Regions from separate parts of the Homo sapiens genome. Here region 1 is linked to region 2. A link is a loop called in an ENCODE intact Hi-C map of the cell type or tissue named here. Cell type or tissue: gastrocnemius medialis. All regions are shown on one strand. Links, peaks and the distances in the headings refer to the core of each region. The heading gives the core; the rest is flanking DNA.

What was found. Hi-C counts contacts between places; a loop is a spot of excess contacts. Peaks named below come from ENCODE experiments on the same cell type or tissue, not always from the same donor. Only the 100,000 strongest peaks of a DNase experiment are listed, where the experiment ranks them.
Region 1: a loop joins it to region 2, with 5 times the contacts of the local background. A loop is called at or near these places in 10 of 110 quality-filtered maps.

The regions. Positions count from the first base shown.
Region 1 is chr9:79,231,450-79,234,373 of GRCh38, forward strand. No RefSeq gene overlaps it. Among named protein-coding and RNA genes, the nearest start is that of LNCARSR, 340 kb to the right of the region's middle. In gastrocnemius medialis, for the core only: no CTCF peak of the experiment used is centred there; no DNase peak of the experiment used is centred there.
Region 2 is chr9:79,128,600-79,131,523 of GRCh38, forward strand. No RefSeq gene overlaps it. Among named protein-coding and RNA genes, the nearest start is that of LNCARSR, 440 kb to the right of the region's middle. In gastrocnemius medialis, for the core only: a CTCF peak has its summit at 1,478 (motif pointing right); no DNase peak of the experiment used is centred there.

The sequences.
Region 1 (2,924 bases), core at 105-2,604, 100 kb after region 2:
ATTCTCACTCATAAGTGGAGGTTGAAAAATGAGAACACATGGACAAAGGGAGAGGAACAACACACACCGGGGCCAGTGAGTGGGTGTGGGGTGAGGGGAGGGAGAACATTAGGACAAACAGCTAATGCATGTGGGGCTTAAAACCTAGATGATGGGTTGATAGGCGCAGCAAACCACCATGACACACATATACCTATGTAACAAACCTACACATTCTGCACTTGTATCCCAGAACTTAAACTAAAGAATAATAACAAAAAGTGCTTTTGAAATTCTAGCCATGAATTTTGTGGAGTCAAACTATCAACCAAATGAGAAGATAGAAAAAAAAGACATTTTTTTCAGATATGCATATTTTAAGAAATGTAGCTCCCGTGAACCATTTATCAGAAATCCACTAGAAAATGTACTACACTAAAATGAGGTAATGAAGTAAAACCCTAGAATTACAGTGGTGCACCAGGACAAAAGAGCAAACAGGCAAAATTGGAGCAAGAATAAGATAGCTCTCAAAAAATTAAATAATAAAACTCACAGATTACCTGATGTTTTTGGATATTAAGTGAAGAATACACTGCTGTTGTTGGTTTTCTGTTTGTTTTTTGTTATTGTTTGTTTGTTTTAGACAAAGCCTCACTCTATTGCCCAGGCTGGAGTGCAGTAGCATGATAGGCTCATGGCACCTCAAACTCATAAGCTAAAGTGACTCCCCACACCAGCCTCTCAAGTAGCTGGGACTACAGGCACATGCCACCATATCTGGCTATTTTTAAAATAAAATTTTGGTAGAGACAGAGTCTCACTATGTTGCCCAGGCTGGTCTTGAACTCCCGGGCTCAAGAGATCTTCCTGCCTTGGCCTCTCAAAGTGTTGAGATTACAGGCATGTGCCAATGTGCCTGGCCAGGAATTGCAATTCTAAAGATAGTTTGTGAACAGTAAGTACTTAAAAAACTTGTAAAATTAAAAAGTAAGGCAATTACTAATTCCGGGAAAAACAAAAAGTAGTGCATATAAAAATGTAATTATTGTGTTTTACATGGTTCAACTATAGATAACACTCACAGAGTCATAACCATGTAAACACTATTTATTTATGTAAATTGTGACATAACTTCATTAGGTTTTTAGAAGGAGTAGAAGTGTGCCTTTTGGAGTTTGGGTTTGGGCAATGGGCAATAGGTAATATCTAAAATAACACTTAAAAAATAAAGATATTATTTAGAAATATAGAAGCAGATACCAGAAGTAAATGTAAGTAATGGTCACCTGCCAGAGACAGGAATCAAGAATCAGGGAGAAGTGAAGAAAGAAATGCTGTTTTATGTTACAAGCCTTTTGAAGCTGCAAGGCATTTAAAAGCATGCACATATATTCTCTGACGCCAAAAAATTAAAACATAAATTTGCAATTGACATATACTTGCGAAATTTCATTATAATTTTTATTAAATTTGCAACTAGTGGCAGGGACTGAAATAATGGCAACCTGAAGAGAAACAAGCAGATTGTTCTAGTTGACCGTATAAGCAAAAAGACTATGACTGAATGAATTTGCCATTAATTATTTCATTTGATAAATAAACCTTTAACACAACTTTATGTAAAGTGTTTGAAATTATAAAACATCAGCATTACAGTATACTGGAAATGGAAGGAGGCCTGAGCATTCTGAAATGTTGAAGGGTGAAGCTGATGTAAATTGGTGACAGAAGATTTTCTCCAAGGTGAGGAAATATAACCGAAATCACAGAATTTCCAATGAAAATGGATTAGCAAAGTGAAACTAATTTGCTAATGTGGCGCAGGACAAACCTTTTTTTTTTTTTTTTTTTTTTTTGGAGTCGGAGTCTCACTCTGTCGCCCAGACTGGAGTGCAGTGGTGCGATCTCGACTCACTGCAAGCTCCATCTTCCGGGTTCACGCCATTCTCCTGCCTCAGCCCCCGGAGTAGCTGGGACTACAGGCACCCGCCACCACGCCCGGCTAATTTTTTTTGTATTTTTAGTAGAGACAGGGTTTCACCCTGTTAGCCAGGATGGTCTCAATCTGCTGACCCTGTGATCCGCCTGCCTCGGTTTGGAGAGAACCAATGACAAGAGAAAAGGAAATTCACAATATGACTGAAATAAGTAACTAAAAGAACAGAAAATCAGAATAATTACATATGGTGCGTCCCCAAAGCAGATCACCTTAAATCAGGCATTTCAGATTCAGTTGAAAGGAGAAATAAAAACACCAAAATATAGCCTCTGGAGGGTGGTTACTTTCTCCAGTGCTTGCAGTTCTGGAATAGGTTGCCCCCTGCTGTTGGAGGTTAGGATGTGGTGGGGGCAGGAGAAGGGTGGAGTTCAGTTGGCCTCCCAAGGCTCTCCTCCTCACTACACCTAGAGCTTCAAGCAAAGCAGCTCTAGATTTGTGGACTGAGTTTCCCGATAAAATGTATGCTGGAAGAAATTGTTGCATGGCTGAAAATCAAGTTTGAAAAATGCTGGTCTATCTCAAATTCTTTATTTGGCAGGTACAGAAAGGGGAGCCTTTTAAGTAATCACTTATTCAAGGTGAAAAGAAATCTGATGGCAGGATTAGAACCAAAAGCCAGGCCTCTTAAAAGCTAATTAATTTGCTTTCTCCCACACCAATGATCCTGGCAATGTTGCCTTTCTGTTAAAGCAAATATATTTTATTAAATGATATGTAAATTACTACTTTGTTAACTTTGTTTCTTAAGAAAATATGCAACTGGGCACATAATTAGAAGAAATATGGATACATCTATGAGCACCCAAAATGGAATTCTATAAAACCGTATCCAATATTTAATTCTCATTTTAACTCTTAATTTACTAAGTGATTTTATTATATTTGATGCCATATGGCCAGTTCTGCCTGTTCCATCTGCTGTGTGAGCAGTTTTGTTGAATAA
Region 2 (2,924 bases), core at 187-2,686:
ACAATAATGCTATGAGTTGGAATCACCATTAACCCTCTTTTATAGATGAGAGCACTGAGTTTCCTTTGAAACTGTCCTGAAGATTCCTGCTAAGGTGCTGAGAAATGCCAAAACTGTTCTGTTCCAAGTCTGTTCTTGGAACATTCCCAAGGTCATCAAAAATGGTGGATCTGGGATTTAAATCCAGGCCTGGGCACCAGAAAGCCCAGGATCTCAGCTACTGTCAGAGAGATGAGTCTGCTCTTTGTTTACCTCTGTTCCAGCATCCCTCTCCTAGCTGTCTTGTTGTACCTACCATTCAGAATCCATGAAAATTTAGGGTGCCCATCTCCATGTGTGTTCACAAGGTATCTATTATAATTGAAACCTCATAACAACCATGTTAGATGAGTCAGGTTATCACCTTGATGTTACAGATGAGCAAACTGAGACTTAGGAAGTAGAAGAAAGTTTCTCCAGATCAAACCACAGAGCTAATACAGCACCAGAGCTGACATATGAACCCCAGCCTTCACTTAAGTTAAAACTTTATAAATTCCGGTAAAAGACTCTGGTGGCATGGATATTTTATCTACAGCATCTCAGCCCGGCTAATCTTGTTGGAGCTAGCTAGCAGGACACACAGAAGGACACAGGTCGTGTAGCTTCAATGCACTGGGCTGCCATTGCTTTTTGGGCTTTCAGTCTACCTGCATTTCCAATGAGAATATTCATTTGTTTTCTCCATATCCTAGTAAATTCTTCAGATTCTTATTTTAAGCAACAACTTTCTGTAACATAATGATAGCATTTCTGCACACAGCACATAGCCCTTTCTGAATTTTGAATAAAAAGACTGATATAATTGTCAAATCTCCCCATCCTGATGAAAAGAGAAGGCTAGGAGGACAGACTTGGAACAGAACAGCTTTGACATTTGTCAGCTCATTAGCAGGAACCTTCAGGACACATTTCCACTCTTGGTGGTCAGTCGCACTCAGTGTTAACACAAAGGGACTGGCCCTCTAGGCATAGAAGAAACTTTATTTTCCCATTAAAATATAATTGCATAAAGAGATTTGGAATTAAAGCCAAAATTGGGCTTGCCAGACATAAAACATATCATGCTTAGTTTGACTACTTAAGGGGTAACAACTGCTGTTTTGAGCAACAGTTCTTTGGGGCCATTCTTTGCATAGAAATATTCAACATAATCTTTAATTGTGCTAAGTGGTGTGAAGGGGAAACCAGCTTCAAGGCTAATATGATAATGAGTATTATCTGAGAGACCAGAAAAAAGGCGGTTCGGAATATAATCTTTCATGCTTTTTTGTTGTTGTTCAGCTAAAAATAAAAGCCTCGTTAAAGAGAGTTTTAAATGAATTATACTTCTCCATTTCTCTCACAATTAATTTTTGTGCAGCCCAATTGCAATTTGCAATTCTGATGCTTTTACCCTGAGCAGAGCAGCGTAAATTGGTTGGAAAACGGCAGAGGGCAGTGCTGAGCTGAAGCTGGCTCTGGAAACTTGCTTCTGGCTATAAAATTGTGCCTGTTATTAGATGAAATCTTAGGACTAACTTAGCCACAGAGGAAATTAAACTGCTAATTATGTGTGTCTAAATCACTAAAAATGGGTCCAGTTGTTGCTCAAGATTTCAGAAACACCCACCTCTTCTCTTTCTATTTAAAATATGTAATTATGCCTGGAAATAGTACCTATTAACAATTTTATACAAATTTTAAAAATCTTTTAGAGTTATCTGTTTGCATAGCTTGTCAATTGCTTGGTAAATAAACAAAAGATTGGTGGTTTTAGTTTCGTGGGGTTTTTAATTGTTCATGTCCATGTCTTCATCGGGGTACTCCATGTTCAGGTACGTAGAGTAGAGTTCCAATGGATTCAGACAAAATAACCACATTATTTTTATAGCACTTTCTCAAAAACAGATTTCTATAGAGGCAAGCATTTCCAAGATTTGGAGAGAAACTGATTCTAATTTGGGGACAAAAAGCAACAATGATGGCATAAATGCCTGTATGCATTTAGGAAAGTGAGGTCATTGTAAATTTTCCTCATGATCAGGAAAAACAACAAACAAACAAACAAAACAAAACAAAACAAAACCAGACATCTCAGAGTAAATGTGGAGTCCATGACCAGCAAAGACCATTTTAGGTTCCTTGTGCTGTGCCAGGCAGCCTGGTGGCTGTCCATAGATGATCAGATAAGCAAAAGGGAAAGAAATTTGATACAAAGTCTTAACAAAATATGACTGGAAACTGAAAGTGAATATATATGCTATGTTGAATAATTTGAGTAATTTGCATGGTTCAGGGCCTTTAGTTTGCAAATAGTTTTTCATGTATTATATATCTCTTTTAAGGCCTTACTACTCACAGTATGTTCCCTAGACCAGTTTCATCACTTGGAAGCTTGTTAGAGATGCAGAATCGTCATCTGCTAAGTCAGAGTCTGTATTTTAATAGGTCTATAGATGATTTGGTTGCACCCTTATGTTTGAGAAACACTATTTTAGGGTTCTATTTCCAATAATTTGCTTTCCCTGAAAGGGGCATCCCTTCTACTTTTAGTATAGAGATGGTTCATAAAGCCTAGAACAGCAAACTGTCATTTAGAATCAATTATAAGAAGTCCCATTTGTGGTTGTAGTTGTTTTCCTCTTTGCAACAAATAAAGACTTTTACCATCTGTAAAGAATGCTTTTTTCCAGCTGGTTTTATCTGGACCTAAAACATCAGCTGGTCATTATTTGAAGAGAACCCGGGAAGAATGAATGCACTCAGATGACATGGTATTTGCATATTCCTTTTCAGGGTTTCTTGTCATGCTGAGGATGGTGGATGTCATAGTTCGCCACCCCTCCCATTGGCTTAGCCCTCCAAGCTCATTCTATGCCATTTACAGGTTTCACAAAAGGCTG